Regions from separate parts of the Homo sapiens genome. Here regions 1, 3, 4, 5 and 6 are each linked to region 2. The links are chromatin contacts, found by Hi-C or POLR2A ChIA-PET in ENCODE. All regions are on one chromosome and are shown on one strand. The core of a region is the stretch at or near the end of the contact, and the rest is flanking DNA. Distances in the headings are between cores, read along the strand shown.

What was found. A loop is a pair of places that touch in the nucleus more often than their neighbours do. ChIA-PET counts read pairs that join two places held with the same protein, here RNA polymerase II (POLR2A). Pooled maps may share reads with other maps.
Region 1: a pooled map shows a loop between it and region 2 (4-fold over the local background). The contact joins two enhancer-like sites. A Hi-C loop is called at or near these places in 1 of 168 maps with a recorded cell type or tissue (endothelial cell of umbilical vein) and 3 of 50 pooled maps. POLR2A ChIA-PET finds 5 or more read pairs at or near these places in 2 of 52 experiments (A549 and MCF 10A).
Region 3: a pooled map shows a loop between it and region 2 (11-fold over the local background). The contact joins two enhancer-like sites. A Hi-C loop is called at or near these places in 1 of 168 maps with a recorded cell type or tissue (gastrocnemius medialis) and 5 of 50 pooled maps. POLR2A ChIA-PET finds 5 or more read pairs at or near these places in 1 of 52 experiments (activated naive CD8-positive, alpha-beta T cell).
Region 4: POLR2A ChIA-PET joins it to region 2 with 14 read pairs in PC-3. The contact joins two enhancer-like sites. A Hi-C loop is called at or near these places in 1 of 168 maps with a recorded cell type or tissue (endothelial cell of umbilical vein), 1 of 37 single-sample maps with no recorded cell type and 1 of 50 pooled maps. POLR2A ChIA-PET finds 5 or more read pairs at or near these places in 2 of 52 experiments (MCF 10A and PC-3).
Region 5: a loop to region 2 is called in a map of heart right ventricle, with 5 times the contacts of the local background. The contact joins two enhancer-like sites. A Hi-C loop is called at or near these places in 2 of 168 maps with a recorded cell type or tissue (B cell and heart right ventricle), 1 of 37 single-sample maps with no recorded cell type and 2 of 50 pooled maps.
Region 6: a map of Calu3 shows a loop between it and region 2 (5-fold over the local background). The contact joins two enhancer-like sites. A Hi-C loop is called at or near these places in 1 of 168 maps with a recorded cell type or tissue (Calu3) and 1 of 50 pooled maps. POLR2A ChIA-PET finds 5 or more read pairs at or near these places in 2 of 52 experiments (HEK293 and PC-9).

Annotation. Positions count from the first base shown.
Region 1 is chr10:4,540,099-4,543,301 of GRCh38, reverse strand. No RefSeq gene overlaps it. Among named protein-coding and RNA genes, the nearest start is that of LINC00705, 110 kb to the left of the region's middle. Within about 2 kb of position 1,866, at least 7 of the 41 ENCODE cell types and tissues checked have a DNase peak (open chromatin) inside an H3K27ac peak, as active enhancers do; they include endothelial cell of umbilical vein, where a contact is called at or near this core.
Region 2 is chr10:3,808,813-3,811,820 of GRCh38, reverse strand. No RefSeq gene overlaps it. Among named protein-coding and RNA genes, the nearest start is that of LINC02639, 24 kb to the left of the region's middle. RefSeq lists enhancers at 237-486, 774-1,973, 2,101-2,426, 150-2,426 and a cis regulatory region at 1,361-1,706. Within about 2 kb of position 1,565, at least 37 of the 41 ENCODE cell types and tissues checked have a DNase peak (open chromatin) inside an H3K27ac peak, as active enhancers do; they include PC-3, PC-9, endothelial cell of umbilical vein and 2 more, where a contact is called at or near this core.
Region 3 is chr10:3,093,868-3,096,835 of GRCh38, reverse strand. The region is part of intron 2 of PFKP (phosphofructokinase, platelet); the gene reads right to left. Among named protein-coding and RNA genes, the nearest start is that of PFKP, 28 kb to the right of the region's middle. RefSeq lists an enhancer at 486-1,685. Within about 2 kb of position 1,380, at least 20 of the 41 ENCODE cell types and tissues checked have a DNase peak (open chromatin) inside an H3K27ac peak, as active enhancers do; they include gastrocnemius medialis, where a contact is called at or near this core.
Region 4 is chr10:4,690,485-4,693,293 of GRCh38, reverse strand. No RefSeq gene overlaps it. Among named protein-coding and RNA genes, the nearest start is that of MANCR, 14 kb to the right of the region's middle. Within about 2 kb of position 1,338, at least 4 of the 41 ENCODE cell types and tissues checked have a DNase peak (open chromatin) inside an H3K27ac peak, as active enhancers do; they include PC-3, where a contact is called at or near this core.
Region 5 is chr10:4,513,283-4,516,397 of GRCh38, reverse strand. It overlaps the pseudogene RNU6-163P. Among named protein-coding and RNA genes, the nearest start is that of LINC00703, 130 kb to the right of the region's middle. RefSeq lists an enhancer at 1,778-1,827. Within about 2 kb of position 1,822, at least 21 of the 41 ENCODE cell types and tissues checked have a DNase peak (open chromatin) inside an H3K27ac peak, as active enhancers do; they include heart right ventricle, where a contact is called at or near this core.
Region 6 is chr10:4,724,508-4,727,579 of GRCh38, reverse strand. The region is part of intron 2 of LOC105376375 (a long non-coding RNA gene); the gene reads left to right. Among named protein-coding and RNA genes, the nearest start is that of MANCR, 48 kb to the right of the region's middle. Within about 2 kb of position 1,424, at least 6 of the 41 ENCODE cell types and tissues checked have a DNase peak (open chromatin) inside an H3K27ac peak, as active enhancers do; they include PC-9, where a contact is called at or near this core.

The DNA.
Region 1 (3,203 bases), core at 617-3,116, 730 kb before region 2:
GGAATTTTACCATGTTATTAATAGGCAAAGTACTTAACAAATGGTATTATAGATATTATTCTTTATGATTTATATATTATATATACATTACTCAAAGCTTAGTGTGTATGTTTTTATTTAAATTCTCTGAAATATTTTATGTAAAATTTATTATAATCCAAAAAAATGTAGTTAACTCATGGTAGAAAAGTTTGTAAGTAACTATAAATAAACCGAGATTTTATTTTCCCCCAAAGAGCATGCTTTGGAAGCCATGGGTTAATGCATGGCTTTAAACATTAAATTGAGAAGAATAAAATGAGGAAATATGTAAGACTATAATTGCAAGGCTTATGAGGAAGTTGCTTGTAGTTTACATTGTAATCTCATAACATATCTGTAACATAAAATATCTCTGAAGGATTCAAATAACACTTTGTAGGAAAATGTGAGGGAGACCTGCAGGACAAGTGGATGAAAGTCAGAGAAATACTCTTCCCCCCAGAGTGGTGTGCAAAGCAGAGGATACATGACATATTTGTTAAACAGTTGGTAGTTAGTATACAGCTGCTTCAAGGACTATAAGGAATATGGAAAGTATAAACGACGTTATCAATGCCCTCACTAAGTTTGTACTCTAATATGACAGGTAAGATTTATTGTATACAAATTAGTGATGACGATTAATAAGATGACTAAATAAGTCAATGCTAAGCATCAAGTGTTGAAATCAGTTGTAGTTGGGGATTTTCAAGGCTAAGTGACTTTGGGCATTATGGTAATATTAGGGCATTAGAGTACAGAGGTGGGGAGGGAACATGAGAAAACCCCTGTGAACAAGTATTTAACGTCAATAAGGTAAAAAATGCTTCCCAAATGCACCTCTGTGTATGTAAAGAGATGTCCCACAGATGGCAGTTCTTAATAAGGAAAGCTTGGAGACAAACTTGACTTTCAATAACAGAGAAATAATAAATAAAAGGAGATGTTAATCCATATCAAGTAATTAGCTAGAAGTTGAAAATTATACTTTCCATGTTAATACTATTCAATTCTTTGGGGCAAATTGTATTACCTATGCTAAGTGACAATAAAAACCAGGGTTAAAAACTTTGTGTGGAGCATAATGTTTTTTCGTTTTAGACATGTGAAATTATTTCTGGGTCAAGATGTCAGGTGAACTCTACCTGCAACTGCTCTTCTCCACAGCAAATATCCACACCTGCATGCTCACACCTGCATACACACACCTGCATGCTCACACCTGCATGCTCACACCTATATACATAGGCACACACACAGCACACGTGCATGCCTGTTGTTGTGATGGCTGCAGATCTCAAAATGGAAGACTTACATGGAGCAGAATCCAGGAGAGGAACATCAACATTGAATAGGGCTGAACTAACAGGGCCATGGGCAGCTTCTGAGAGTGATAAAGGCATCAAAGTTAGAGCTGTGTTTCACTTATCTGTTACCAAATTAAAAGCCACTCCAAACTTCGTGGCTTAAAGCAACACCCTAGTGTCTGACAGCTGGAAGTAGGCTCAGGTAGAGATCTCTCTGGTCTCACCGTTGCCTCTCAGCTGGCTACAGATGCCCAGCTGGGCCTGAATGACCCGGGGTCCACATTTTTGTGTCTAATAAAGGTGCTGTTGGTCTGCTGGGCTACATGTCTCCAGCAGGCTGGGGCTGGCTTCATGTCATGATGGTCAGGCTCAAGAGCAGCAAGAGGGAAAACATGCCCCAATCCACAAGCACATTTCAAATGCCTGCTTGTGTCACATTTGCTAATATCCTGTTGCCAAAGCAAATGCCAGGGCTGTGTCAGTTTTGGAAGGGAATGCAGAAGGGCAAGGATACAGAGAGGTGTGACTCACTGGGAACTATGAATGTACCAGGAAATTCCAGATCCCAGGGAACATCTGATATTGCTGTAACTGCCCAGAGTAAGAGCTAGGAGGAGCCTCTGTGGTACAATTTGACTAGAGACCAGCACTGCAGAGGGCAAAGTTTGGCCCTTCTAAAATCACCCTAAATAAAATTGAGCACATTGGGAGGGGAACACTTTGCTGTTATATGTGTCATAAAATAAAAATTATAAAATATCTTAGCGAGTTTAATATAATAAAGTACACAGTCCAAAACAGTACAGAATATATATCTGAATGGAAACAATGGAAAAATGTGAAAATGATTTTAAGTCAAGAATAGTCATAGTATCCGAAGATGTAAAGGAAAGAATAGTAACCATGAATACAACAACAGCTATATACAAAAATACCAGCTGGGAGCTGGCACGGTGGCTCACACCTATAATCCCAGCACTTTTGGAGGCTGAGGCGGGTGGATCACAAAGTCAAGAGATAGAGACCATCCTGGCCAACATGGTGAAACCCCGTATTTACTAAAAATACAAAAATTAGCTGGGCATGGTGGCACACACCTGTAGTCACAGCTACTCAGGAGGCTGAGGTAGGAGAATTGTTTGAACTTGGGAGGCAGAGGTTGCAGTGAGCTGAGACTGTGCCACTGTGTTCCAGCCTGGTGACAGAGCGAGACTCCATCAAAAAAAAAAAAAAAAAAACAGCTTGAAATCTTAAAGTAACACCACAAAAATACAAACTTCAATGAGTGCCATAAAGAGTCATTTTGGCACAACAAACAGAAATAATGAACAAGAAATTAGAGAAACATGGGAAAAAAATCAAAAAGACCCAATATATATCTTTTAGGAGATCCAGAAGGAGAAAATAGATACAATGGGCAAGCAGTCATATTGAAAGAAAAAACATGCTTGAAAATATTCCAGAATTTAAGAAATAAATGATTTTTTTGGCTGAATAGCCAACTGAGGGCCAAGAAGCTTTGAAAAATTGTGTGCTTGTGTGTGTGTTTGTGTATGTGTCTATATAACTAAAACTAGAAATGAACATAGCAAAACACAAGTGGCAAATCACTAATTACATGACCTAATATTTTTTCTTTATGTATGCCACATTTTCTAACACTTTACTATGAGTATATGGTGCTTTCTTATTCATAAATACCTAATTTAAATATAAAAATACTAATGCCAATGACATTTGACAGGAGGATGAGGAATAAATGAAATTTGAATGGGGAAGAAATCTATGTTAGGACCTATGGTAGTCTCGGAAGGTGTTGTACAATTTGGAAAGATGAACCCAACCGCACTAAATGAAATAAGACTTTTTTTTTGG
Region 2 (3,008 bases), core at 316-2,815:
AGTCACAGCTGCACCTATGCCTTTTATAGAATGACTTTCTACCCCAGCCCCTGCAGGTTAGCAAGCCTTCTGGAAACTAACTCTGACACCGCACCATTTTAGAGAATGTTTTTCACCTCTTAATAATAATCATAGTAACTCTCTCATGGGGCCCTTCCCCACACAGTTCTGCATGCTGAGTTCACTGAAATGGTCTGGCCCTGTCACTGCAGGTCATGGTATTTTCCTGCTAGGAGTTTCGGTTTCTGTTACAGACTGTGTGTGCCTGAGGTTTGCTTCTCTTGGCTGCTCTTCCACAGTGGAATGTTCTTTTTGAAATCGATGACTTTCAAGGTGATCATTACGTGCCAGAGACCCCTGTGAGCTCCTTCAGAACACCAAATTTGGACTCTCCCCAGCTCCCGAGCTGGCTGTCAAGGGTGTGAGCTGACAGTTGAGATGATTAAGCCAACTGACATCATGCCAGGAAATGCCACAATTTAGAAATTCATGTCAATGCCCACTCCTCATTCTATGAGGAAGGCCATGTGCAGTTTGCCAGAAATACTATTGAGAGGCACTAAATAACTAGCACTGATGAGTCTCTATTAAAATAAGATAACTTACTATACATTTCTTAACATATTTATGTTTACACAGGAAAAGCAAAACCATTTGACATTAGTTAAGACTTTAATTTTACTCTTTGAGCAAAGCAAGCTATATAACTAAGCTAAAAGGAAGGCAAAGACAATTTGCAAATATAAAATTGCTTTAAGGAGTCAACGTAGAGAATGATGCTATTAAGATTATCATCAGAATTCAATTACAATTTCACTCATTTTTAGTTATGAAGAAGGAACACATCCAGAAGTGCTGTGCTCGCCAACTGTTTAATATTAATTAGTGAAAACGGTGTTTCCTGATTTAGCCATGAAAGTTAGTAAAGCATTTCATTTCAAATAAATTTTTATTGAAAGCAAATTTTAAAACTACCTGGGGTTGTGTTCAGCAAGGCTTGGGAATTTGAACTTTTTCACATGTGAAAGTTTAAACCTTTTTCTTTTCCCTGTTGTGTGCAAAAATCTCCTTTTGTTTGTCCTCCTGTGGAAATCGTTACTTTCACCCATATATGGCTCCAAAAATATAAACCATCTTAGAGAGGCTGTTGAAATTATTCACTCTTGGCCTAGAGCTAATTGTGGCTTTTCACTCCTAACAGTATCTTATGAGAAAGTTGTAAGTGAAATTAGGGTCAAAATGCACATATGAAAGCCGTGTAGCATTCTCAGAAAAACCACACATGGGCTGTTTTTTCTGTTGTTTTTTTTTTTTTTTTTTTTTGAATATCTGTTTATCAAAAAGCTGCCCATGGTGATTCAGAGCCACATTTTTCCTCTGTGTGTATATACTGGAGAACTTTGACCACGCTTGCTGATTTCAAAGCAAGGCAATATCTTTTCAATGACATCAGCTTCCACTCCCTGTACCGGGAACTCACCGTTCTCTGAACTGAAAGTTGGGAGCTGGTGCCAAAGGTTGTCTCACCTGTGACTGCATTTCCTGTAAGCCCAGTTCACCCTGGCGTGGGCCTGGCCGATTCAGATAATGACACACACCTCTCCAGTTCTCACAAGCAACAGCCCCAAGACTAACTCTTCAGTCATCTCCAGACTATGACCCAGGCCATGGAGAGCAGCCACACCTGGAGAGGAGCCTGCCCTTGCTCTCCTGGGCTGTGCTGTCACTGGCAGTGAGAGTAGAACTGTCTTCCCTTCAGAATCACTGAATGATCAATAAAAAACTCTCAGCAGGGCGCAGTGGCTCACGCCTGTAATCCCAGCACTTTGGGAGGCCGAGGCGGGTGGATCACAAGGTCAGGAGATTGAGACCATCCTGGCTAACACGGTGAAACCCCGTCGCTACTAAAAATACAAAAAATTAGCCGAGTGTGGTGGCAGATTCCTGTAGTCCCAGCTACTCAGGAGGCTGAGGCAGGAGAATGGCGTGAACCCGGCAGGCGGAGCTTGCAGTGATCCCAGATCGCGCCACTGCACTCCAGCCTGGGCGACAGAGGGAGACTCCGTCTCAAAAAAAAAAAAACAACACTCTGACCCTTGTGGGCAGGAAGTGAGCCTTATAGGTTAACACGTGTGTGTGCCACAGCCAGAAGCCCCCGTGCCGACCCCTCTTCATGACATGGTTGGGGCTGCAGCTCCTAGGGACACAAACACATGAGATTCGGGGCCACAGGAGACCCCTACAGTGAAATGACAAAATGCCTCCCTGTGCAGCTCAGGCAGTGGACACCGTGTGATAAGAAATGGAAATAAAACCACCGTGTTTTTTTCTGTCCTGTAGCAGGAGGGTAGGTGCCTGCAAGCTTGTGCATTTCAGAAAGGGTGAATGACAGTGGATTCAAATTATCTCAAGGTGTTAATCCCCCATTTACATTGTGCTTCTACTGTATTGACAGACTCCTCTAGTAAGTATAAGGAAAAATTATCTCCTGGGATTCAAAGGACCAGCCTGCTCAGAAAACGGAGGAGATAAAGAATTACACACAGACACAGACAGATACACATACAAACACACACAGACCATACACACATACACACATGTAGATATGCAGGCAGACACACAGAGAGACTCACAGACACACATGCGTACACATAGACACACAGACACACATACAAACACACACAGACCATACACACATGCATACATGCACATATGCAGCAGACACACAGAGAGACCCACAGAAACACATGAATACACATAGACACAAAGACACACATACAAACACACACAGACCATACACACATACACACATGCAGATATGCAGGCAGACACACAGAGAGACGCCTACAGAGAGACTCACAGACACACATGTGTATACACAGACACACAGACATATACAAACGCACACAGAGCATACACACACACACGCAGATATGCAGGCAGACACACAAAGAGACTCACAGACATACATGTATACATACAGACACACATATACACATACATGCACA
Region 3 (2,968 bases), core at 131-2,630, 710 kb after region 2:
AAGTGCTGGGATTACAGGCATGAGCCGCCGCACCCGGCCTCCCAGGTTTCTGCTAAGAATTATGCTTCATTCTGCAAGCACAACAGAGCGCTCCATTCTTCAGGTCTGGGAGCAACACTGAACAAACTGCCATCTGCAGTGATCCTGACTTTCCAGATTGACTTCCATGAAGCTCGGGGGGGCAAGGAAACAAGGAAGCAGGCATGTAGCCTGGGCCACCGTGAAACGGACCCTTCTTAGAGGCACGACCTCCCATCCTCCAAGCCCACATCTCAGGAGGAGAGAAAAGATGACCCATGATGGGGCCTGAACTGCAGCAGAAACCGGGACCTCCCTGAGAGGACTGGGATGTAGAGCGGCCGTAAACCTGGGGCTCCGGCAAAACTGAAACAGACAGTTCCTACATTCCCACACCCAGAGCTGTTGCGGTCATTTCTGTGCATGCAGTTTTTTGGTAAATAAAGAGACCGGGGGGAAGGTGCCAGTTCCGGCCGCCACCCTGCTGAAGAGGATGCCAAGGCCGCTGCAGCATCCTGAGGCCGTCTCAGGCCCAGGAGTCAACCATGCACCCCTAACGGCATCAGCTTTCAGAGTATTCCTGGAGCACGCGCTATCCCGGACGCTGCTTCCAAGTCAACCGCCACCCAGCATTTTACTAGTTAATATGCCATAGTGGGAACCATACAATTTCCTTTCCCTGCATGAGTTCACAGAATTTAAATACGGATTTAATCAAACATGTTAACGAATCCTCTTGCTTCTGGAGTAGTAAGAAAACTGCTCTGCAAACCACAACATTTTGAAAAGTAAAATGTTCTCTGAAAGTAATTTCATTATTTTGTGTTGCATAGATGCATGTGGCAAAGAAAGCCATTAAAAAATAGAAAGGGAGGGCTTTCTGAGTGCCACCTCCAATGCTCCCTGTCTAGTGCATGCGTGAGCTAAGTTGCTAGGAAATGACTCATTCTTTAATTTGCAAAGTCACGACGCCCATGGAACATGTGAAAAGCAACTACCAGCCGCAGTTCTAAGCCGTCTTTCACCAACAAGGAAGATATTACTAAATTAGGAAGACTCATTTTGCCCAAACGTACTACAACGTAGAAATTCAGATGAGTTTTCTCTTTTGAAGTCTTCTTAGAAGGCTGAATATTTATCTTACTACAGCCAAAGCCCAGACGTTTCCTAAAACACCCTTTTGGAATTTGCCTTCCAAGCCAGTTTTATGACTCACATAGGAAAAACAGAGCATAAAACCTTTAACCTTATCTCAGTTTTTTGGCCAAAGTAACATTCTCTGTCTTGTTGACTCTGACTCACAAGATGAACCTTAGAGCTCCTCGTTGGCTGTATCGGATCCATCGTCGGACAGAATTTTTTACGTTGAGTCATTCGATCACATCTAAGAACATGCCACAGGCTCTGAAGTCATTTCAACTTATTCGAAATTGTTTTGAGCTGTGTCAAAATAACCAGCCTTCTAACCATGTAGGAGATCATTCTATATGTAGAGGTGGTTTTGACTAGAATTTTTAGGCAATCGCCGAATCCATCATAAATGGAGTAAGCTAGTTCACCTATGCGCGTAGTTCACCTATGGGTGGCTTTCTCGGACGTCTCATATGTAAGTTTTTTTTTTTAAAGTTACAGACAAAGGGAAATTATACCGTTGTGTTGCAGCAGTAGGCTTTTTCTTTCAGAATGCTTGTTGCATGGGTCCATGTGTCTTCTCAACTGGATAATGCTTTTTTCCAATCTGATTTCCTGAATTCTTCACTCAACTAACTCCAAATGGTGAACATTCCAACTACCAGAATAAAACAAGCTCCTAGAGATAACAGACTTTAAAAGTGCCTTCCAGATAGTGTTATCACCAGCTTCCTGCAGACATAGTTACTGCATCCAGAGATGTAGGGGCTTTGCTGCTTCTGAGTAAATACTATTTTTTTTGTTTCCTACAGAATCAAGCTTTCCCTAGTTTAATCCTTTTCCCTCCCCCACAGAACCTAAAGCTACAACATTCCTTAATAAATTAAAGCATTTCACTTTTAGAATTCAGAGCATGCATGCAGAGGTCAGCTCTGAACGGCTCTCTAGGCTTAGACTTGGGAAACACCAGCGTTCCAAACTAGGTGTGCGAGAAAGAGAGGCGGCAGGAATTTCACTATGTCAATGGTTTTCAAAGGCCAGGAATCGTGGCTTTATCCTGTCTCTAGGAAATTCAGAGGCAGAGCCTGAGATTAAACAGCCCCACACCAACACACATCCCAAGCCCTGCTCACCTCCCCACCAACACTCTGAAGGAACGCTCTTGTCCAGAGACCCTACCAATCACCCCAGCAAAGCACCCTCACTGATTTCATTACTTGATAGAAAATTTCTATAGAGCAGCCTCAGGATTTCTTCTTGGGAGACTCAGTCAACTGTAAAATTCTAAAATAGGTTAGCACACGACACACCATCATGTGGTCCTGCACTTGCTTCTTTGGAAGACCAATAATGCAACAGCATGATGTATTTAGCCCTCTGGCATCACAGATTTCTTTAAGCCAAAGCTAAGAGTGCACAATTCCGGTAAGTTGTACAACCAACAGCCCCAGCAGGAGCGAGGCCGGTCGCCCTTCCTCCCCTGTAGAGAGAGGGTCCCAAGCACTGGCCTGGCAGTGACCTTACAGCAAACCCCACCTTGAGGCTCATTCAGCTGACCACAGTGGTGGGGAGGTGGTGGTGAAGGGAGATGGTGCTCTTCTGCAGTTTGAAATGTTCACTGAAACTAGATTGTCTGAAGCCACAGGCAATGGTGTAAATGGTGGTGGGATGAAGGCAGATCATACATGAAGAATTCAGCATGGGACCTGGCTGGCATATAAACATGTAATAAAAGATAATGCTACGACAGATGCGGTGGCTCACGCCTGTAATCCCAGCACTTTGGGAGGCCAAGGCGGGCGGATCACAAGGTCAGGAG
Region 4 (2,809 bases), core at 89-2,588, 880 kb before region 2:
CATCCTGGCCAACATGGTGAAACCCATTCTCTACTAAAAATACAAAAATTAGCTGGGTGTGGTGGCGCGTGCCTGTAATCCCAGCTACTCAGGAGGCTGAGACAGGAGAATTGCTTGAACCAAGGAGTCAGAGGTTGCCGTGAGCCAAGATCTCACCACTGCACTCCAGCCTAGCAACAGAGTGAGACTCCATCTCAAAATATATATATATATATATATATTTCCTTATGTTGATTTGTGTATATATTAACCAACTCTTTCCTTTTATTCCTTTCTTTCATTTTTATACAATTTAAAATAAAATATATTAATAATAATTAACTTTATATCTCTGTATTTAAGTTACAGGATATCAATGGAGGACTGAGAGGACTCAGCTAGATGAATGAACTTTCACCTAAAAGGATTTTGTGGCCCATTTTTTGAAGAGCGTTAAGAGGTACATGGTTGTATGTAAAACAATTGCATAATATTAAACAAAATGCATGATTTTGCTGTTTTATTTAATTGGAAGTTGTCTGCTGAGGAGTATCATGTGTGAATGCCAATTAACAAAGCGTGCATCGTGGTCATTATACACTGTACCGACGTAGTTAACTAGAAAAGGAATCTGCCAATTATGGCCCGAGGGATAGATTCTGCCCACTCTCTGTGTTTGTAAATAAAGTGTTATTGAAACATAGCCATACCTACTCATGTGTCTGCTATCTATGGCAACTCATGCTCTAGAATGGCCTGGTTGAGTAGCTGTGACAGAGACCGTATGCTCTGTAAAGCCTAAAATGTTTGCTATCTGGCTATTTACAGAAAATTGCCTGTATGTACATCTATATTATATGTATATCACGGTCATGATTGCAATAATTTATGAAACTCTACTCTGACAATGTCTAAGTCCTTACTCACATTGGTGTTTCTGTCATCCAAACATAGTCATACACATAAACTTTATATAGCCATTTATACTGCCTGCATGCCTTCCTTCCTTCCTTCACCTTCCTTCCTTCCTTCCTTCCTTCCCTTCACCTACCTCCCTTCCTTCCTTCCTTCCTTCCTTCCTTCCTTCCCTTCACCTACCTTCCTTCCTTCCTTCCTTCCTTCCTTCCTTCCTTCCCTTCACCTACCTTCCTTCCTTCCTTCCTCCCTTGTCCTTCCTTCCCCCCACGCTCCATCCTTCTCCCTTCTCCCTTCCCGTTCCCCTTCTCCTTCCCCTTCCCCTTCCCTTCCCTTCGCTAAATTGTGGATAAAGAGAGCTATGCAGTGGCAAGTCCATTTCCCCAAAACCTACTCATCTGTTAGGAATGCTGAACAACTCCCTAGCTTCTCCTTCTAGCCCTCCTTTAACACAGACATAGGCTGGAGCATGTTATTTGTTTTACTGAACGGTTTGTTGTTTAGTTTTTCTCCCTTTAGAAAGATTAACAGTGATATAGCTAAGATAACAGCTTTGATTTTTTTGTTTGTTTGTTTTGATTTGTTTTGTTTTGCACACGTTACCTGGTGCTCCTAGAGGAAAGTCTGAAAGCGTTAAGGAGAAAAGATACTAGTCCTGCCTCTTTTGGGACTCCAAAAGCCCCAGGAGCCACAAATGAAAACACTGGCAGTGGGCAGGTGTTGGAGATTCCCCTTGGGCTGGCAGATGTCACCCCATCTATTCTGAATGACGAAGTTCACACCTGCTTGATTGTTAAAATTTGCTTTTCCATATGTTCCATTTATCTGTTGCTATATAAGAAACCACTCAGAATTTAGTAGCTTGGCTTAGGTTCTGCTCACCACGTGTTTCTGCTGCCTTCGGTGTGGGCTGGGCTGACTTGGTGACTTTCAGCTGGTAAATATCTTGGTGATTCAGAATACATATTAAAAAATGTGTCTAGGTAATTTCACTCCCTCCGTGTCTTTGGTAGCTTCAAAATACTTTGATTCCCATCTTTCTTTATCTTCTAAAAGCATGGTCCTCTATAATCTCTGATCTTTTTGTGGATCATATTTATATACAAATGTAAAATCACAGAATTTGTTTCACATTTTATTTGTAAATTTTTATTTTATAATGGGAATTTACCAAGCAAAATGCCAGGTAAATATTAAAATATTCTTATAGTTATGATATTAATATTTAAGGGACTCAAGGAGTTAAAGAAATATTCGTGTGTGTATGTGTGTGTGTGCCTGAGTCAGTTTGAGTGTGTGAGCATATGTGCGTATATGTGAATATATGTGTGTGCATATGTGTGTACATGTTTGTGTGCATATGTACCTGTGATCATGTATGTACATGCATGCATGTATGTGTGCATGTGTATCTCAATCCTGCATCACCTTTCCTTCAATAGTAACAATAGTGGTCATTTCCCCAAAATTATAGTAAAATTATTCTTTTTCTTCTAGTGTCTATTAATTTTACCTGTGGGAATAATTTATTTCAGGGCCATCTAACCTGATATAGGCTGTCTTGCAGAAAATAGATTTAATCCAAGATTAAAAAAAGGAGAATGAATTCTTTCCTGCTACAGGATAAACCCACTATGGCCGATTAAGCTGAAATAGAAGAACTCAGGCAATGGAGTGCTTCAGAAAAGAATTGATTTTTGATATTCATTCTACATATAATCTAATCACTCTCATTCATATCCCTGTAATATACATTTCATTACAGCTTTAAGACGTATCCTTACATAGGAATAATCAGTGAGAAAGGAGAAAATATGTATAAAGTATCAACTTGCTTCTGACATCATGAAAAAAGGTAAAATTCATTTTAAATCCCTAAAATAGTGAGATGTCTTCCTGCCTCATTTTTCTTCCC
Region 5 (3,115 bases), core at 573-3,072, 700 kb before region 2:
TACTTCTCATATGCATGAGACTGCTTCAATAATTTAACCACTAGTAAAATTCTGATAGCCCCAAGGGCTAAGATTCATGTTGAAAAATAACTGAGGAGGTGAGCCACCAAAGAGAATTTGACAACCATTGGTTGGTGCAAAAGTAATTGCGGTTTTGCCACTAAAAAGTAATGGTTAAAAAAAAATACAGTTACTTTTTCACCAACCTATAGAACCAGGTTATTGAATGGATGCTGAGTGCTTCTTAAGCACCTGAATTCACTCACTCAACATGTACGTATGGAGCATCTGCTTGGTGCCAGGTCTGCTGCAGGCACTCGGAATTCATCTGCATTTGGATGGAAGACCTCTGCCCTCAAGCAGTTCATTTTTAGCAGGTCAGGAGAGGACCCAGGGGAACCCTGATAACAAGTTCTGAATATTTTAGGAAAATGACAGGGCACATTAGAAGGTGGCCAGCGATGTGTGAAAAAGACAACCCCGAGCCAAGAACACAGATGGGGGAGAAGCCGATGAGGTATGAAGGAGGATTTTGCAGGGTGTGCTCAGGATAGGTCTTACTGAGCTCCCGAGGTTTTATTAAATAGCTGTGTGATAAAGAGGCTGACTCCAGTTTCTGCTGCTTGAAAACATTTAAGCCTCACTGGCCAAATGTTTGTCCTGGGCCTCTCTTCAGCTTGTCCCACATCTGGACAAGCTGAGAAGAAAGCTCAAGTGCTCCCACTTGGACACTGGCAGGAGATTCAGATCACGCAAGCCCTCAATCTGGGCACCTTTACCCAACCCCAACCCCCTGCTCACCACAGTAAAACCCCCAGCTATGCACCTTTCCTTGCTCTTTCACACTGTTTGAGACCTGCTTAAGAGGTTTGCCCTGTTCTGCCATTATGTAAATACACCTTGTTATACTGTCTTGGTGTGTGTGTGTGTGTGTGTGTGGCATCATTGATCTCAACATTGAACCAAATTTGGGGGCCGCGAGTCCACCCTGTCTTTGCAGGGGTTCTTAACAAGGGACAGCTAGGGGGGCGAGGTACCTGGCACATTCCTGGAACAGTGCAAATTGGCATCCGCCTGAAGTAAGGGGAAAAATAACTAGAGAAAGAATCAGATTGTAAATGATGGGAATGGGAGATGTTAGATCACAGGAAGCTTTTTGGCTTTTTTAAGAACATAGACTTTACTTTGAATGAAATAACCATTGCAGGGCTTTGAGCGGAGGATGGGCATGGTTTACTTTTGTTTATTTAGTTTACAGTAGCTGAATTGAGATATAATTCACATGCCATAAAATGTATTATTTTCAATGCCTACAATTCAGCGGCTTTTAGTATATTCATAAAAATATGGAATGTCCCATGAATTTCCATGTCATGTTTACACAGGGGCCAGGTTCCTCTTCTCTGTATGTTCCAGTTTTAGCAGATGTGCTGCTGAAGTGAGCACCTGAGGCTGGCTTGCGTGGGGACCCTCTCGCTGCTGCGGAAGGAGCCAGGCTCTGGAGCAGGGGAGCTGGCGGGTGCGCGTGGGAATCCAGTGACAGAGGACGGTGTTTCCAGCTGCAATGGTGAGTAGCTGGGAAATGGTAACAATCCATGAGGTTCTGGATCTTCCAAAGGCAGAGACAACGGGATTTCCTGATGGGTTGGGTGTTGCAAGTGCTGTTTGTTCTGTTCAAAATTAGGACGTCCTAGACGGGAAACGGGAACTGAAAGGGCAGCCAGTTACCGCCCACGGACGCAGAAAAAGGAAGAGCTGTTTTCTGCTTTTAGTGGCAGGAGAAACCTGATGTGGTGCAGATTTTGTGAAACGAAGGAAGGTCTCCAACTTCCAGGCCCGAAGTCCCTAGACTCACGTAGAGCCGAGGGGTGGAGCCACTGTTTCCCTGAGAGAGAGTACCACTAGCCCAAGAACCAGATAGAGACTATGTCCACAGCAAGCCACTCAGGACAAAGGGAATAAAGAGACAGACGTCCAAAAACCAGTACATAGTGATGACCAAATAAATGTGTGGCTACACACTGTTTTAGGAATTTATACTGTGTTACTGCACTGCTGTTCTATTTTGCTTTTCTCTCCCTATCTGTTGCTCTCTATTTTTCTGTCTCTCTATTCCTCTCTCTCCATTTCTCCCTTTCTATTCCCTCTTGCTATCTCTCTCTGTATGTATCTGTCTCTCTCCATTTCTCTGTCTCTTTATATATCTCTCTATATTTCTTCCTATCTATTCTCTCCCCTCCAGCTTTCTCTCTTTCCCTCTGTGTGTGTGTGTATCTGCTTGTCTGTCTCTGTTTCTTTCTCTTTCTATACATATATTTCTTTCGCTCTCTTAATTGTTAAAGCACTTCTTTGAAGGCTGTCTAACATTATCTTGGCTCAGTAAAAGAGACAGGAGAGTTTCCACACCACAGTAGGTATTGGTGGGAGGATCAGAGCTCCTGGATTCTCTGTCCGGCCATGGCAGCGCCAGGTTTGCGGGGTGCCATATACCCCCAGGAGTTACTGAAATGGCAATGAAGTTGGAAAGTGAAAAACCAACAAGGAAAATTTGAAGACAACCAAAGTGGACAACCCCCACAACCAAGGTGGACAACCCCCCCACAACCAAGGTGGACAACCCCCTCCAACCAAGGTGGACAACCCTCCCCAACCAAGGTGGACAACCCCCCCCCAACATTTTTTTTAGGGCTTTTGATTACCAGAGGCCTTATTTTATATGGCAATTAAGAAGACTTGAAAAGTACCTCATCAAGGTCAGGCGCGGTGGCTCACGCCTGTAATCCCAGCACTTTGGGAGGCCGAGGCGGGTGGATCACGAGGTCAAGAGACCGAGACCATCCTGGCTAACACGGTGAAACTCCGTCTCTATTAAAAAATACAAAAAATTAGCCAGGCGTGGTGGCGGGTGCCTGTAGTCCCAGCTACTCGGGAGGCCGAGGCAGGAGAATGGCGTGAACCCGGGAGGCGGAGCTTGCAGTGAGCCGAGATTGCACCACTGCACTCCAGCCTGGGAGACAGAGTGAGACTCCATCTCAAAAAAAAAAAAAAAATAGAAAAGTACCTCATCAAACAAGCATGCATAAATGAAAGCATTGGGGAGCCAATTGGGTACAGT
Region 6 (3,072 bases), core at 175-2,674, 920 kb before region 2:
CAACCCTGGTGTCGGGGTAACAAAAGTATTCTTGGAAAGGAAGGCGCTGATTTGCAATTAAGCTGTTTCTCATATGGCAACTCTGTATGGTATTTTCCACCCTGTTTAGAAGCTGTGTTTTATTTAATAATGGAAAACAAGTATTCCTCAAAATTTTCCCCGTAAATGGGCTTTCAAATGAATAGAATACTGGTCCTTTTTGAAATTGTGTGAAGATTCTTACATAATGCTTTATTCCATGTTTCTATGATTTAAAATTATGTTTCCAATTCCAATGGTTAAACACAACTTACTTACATACTCCCTACTGTCTGCTTTACACAAACTATTTCTTAATACTGCGGTTGACTGTAACATACTATTTGTATGCTTATACATTTGTTAAACAGCTCAGAATAAAACCCGGATATTTGAATATCTACCCCAAATATAAAAGTAGTATTTTGAGCAGAAACCTGTGATTTTTAACTGCCAACACTATAGTTATTCTTAAATAAAAGATAACATCTTTAAAAATAAACAAAATATGTTAATTTTAAACAGTAAAGGACATCAAAAAAATTTAATAAAAATGATTCTTTATGAATTTCTTTACTATTTATTATTTTTAAGATTCATATCCTGTGTTTGAACTCAACAACTTTTGGACTGGGTTAAGATATATCGTTAAATTCGGCTAAAGCAGTGTTGTCAGATGTTTAGGATTCATATAAATTATTACCCTCTAGTTTATTATCTTCAAATCTTTCTTCAATTATTGAAGAGTTTCATTTAAAATATATTAGAAATAATTTAAAAAGTATATATTTTATATTATATAGTATCACAATTATGAACTTAGAATTACAAAATTAAATTAAAAATCCAGATAATGTTTTCTATGCATGAAAATGTAAAATTTTGGAAATTTATTTTAAAATTCTCATATAATTTACTAAAAACCAATAATAAAAGTGAATGTTTCTAACTTAATGCAACTTACAAAATGTGAAATATTTTATCATAAGTGCCCTCACAATCGACTACTCTCAGGATGGCTAAATTGAACGTATCTCAAAAGTCAAGGTTGGTTAATCTGGCAATGTACTTTTGAACTTGGGAAATATAAGGCAGTTGAAAAATAAATGGCTTAAATTTTTACTTTCCTGATCCATAGCTGAAGTATTTCCATGGCTGTATGGGGATGTCATGTTTGAAAATGTTAAATTGAAGCAAGGTCTTGTGTTAGCACAGTGTATTTGAGGATTTATCATCTATTAAGGACAGACATTTACATATTTGAAAATGTTGATCTACGTGCACATAGCTTGTTTAAATTTGTGAATCACCTCTGCAATGAAATAAGTATAAAGACCTACAGTGTGATCTAATGTTAGAATGAGTCATAGTGGAATTATGTAGTCAAAGCAAACAGTGAAAAGACACACAATAATGTGGAAAGAAATAATGACATATTACTGAATAGTTAGACTTTGAACTTTAAAATAGATATCTGCTAGATATCATTCTAGGGCAAAGCCAACTATGAGAGAGTCATTTTTCTTTAAAAGGAGCTCTTTGTGGAGGCTAAATATAATTACTATTGTGTGATTTATAGACAGCTCTCGAGCAATGTGGATATTTTTATTCCTCTCTCTCTGAGTCTGACTGTTCACTGTTGTTACCTATTTGGATAAAATATCATTTTGAAGTTTGGCCTCTTTAAAAATTCTCTAGATCTACTGGTATAATTTTAATTTGGGACTCTGAATTTTATCACATGAAATTCTAAAAAACAACTATATTCTCAGTGGTCAATTTTCTTATATTACTTCAAAAAGAGAGAAGCTTTGAGTGAAATCCTCTTTACAGAAAGACAGTCTAAATTAGAGCTGCCTCTGTTTAAAGAAAAGTTTTCTTGGTTAATAGTGTTTATAGTATGTAATATGATCTAGCATGTGGTTTTTGTTTAATAAGAATATTTAAATATTAAGTTAATTCAGTATCTAACAATATATGTACGTGGGGACAAAATAATAAGAAAAAATATAGAATGTATAATACAAAAAGAGAATCTTTTTATGTGTCAAAAATGTGTATTCAGGAAATTGTTTTTACATTCTTTAAAACAACTGTTAAGTAGACAGAAATAACAAGATTAAGAAAATATCTATTTATGAGCCAGTATTCAAAAACAAACCACTAAGTGAAAATAGTTATACAGTTTTTAATAAATCTGAAAAAAACCTGTATGGTAAAAACTTGATTTTCTTATCACATTTGCACCCTTTCAAATACATAGATTTATTTCAGTAAACTTATTAGAGGAATGTTGACAATAAAGACATTCTACCTAAAATTATGCAACACGAGATATATAAAAACATGGATAGATGCATGAAACATTATGGATAGTAAAGGATATTTGAAAATGAAACGTTATGGGCAGTAAGAAATATTTGAAAAAAAAGAGAGATTAATGAGAGAAATTTTACCACTAAATATTAAAACACAATTAACCTCTAATAACTACTACTTTTATTAGTGTTGATCTGGTAAAAGAACATAAGACATTGTGTGGCAAAGTTGAGTCCCCAAAACTATCTGTAAGAATTTAATATATGATAACATTGCATTACAAATCAAGGGAAAGCATTGGTGAAAGAACGCAACTCAAAAACATATTTCGATTATTTTTTACTGCCTAAATTTTTAGGAAAAATTTAAAAACTGCATGTTTTATATTATGTACTATCACAGTTATGGACTTTAGAATTATAAAATTAAATGAAAAATCCAGATAATATTTTCTATGGATAAAATGTAAAATTTTGGAAATTTATTTTAAAATTGTCATATAATTTACTAAAAATCCTTAACTAATAAAAATGAATGTTTCTAACTTAATGCAACTTACAAAATGTGAAATTTATCATAAGTGCCCTCACAATCCACTTCCAAAATTCCAGGTGGATTTCACACAAATTTCACGATGAGATAAACGAAAGGAAAAGAATGAAGAAGTAGGAAAATAATAGAGAGAAAGGATGAAGAAAGTGAAGTAGTTAGGGGCAAATTTATGACTACAAGTTA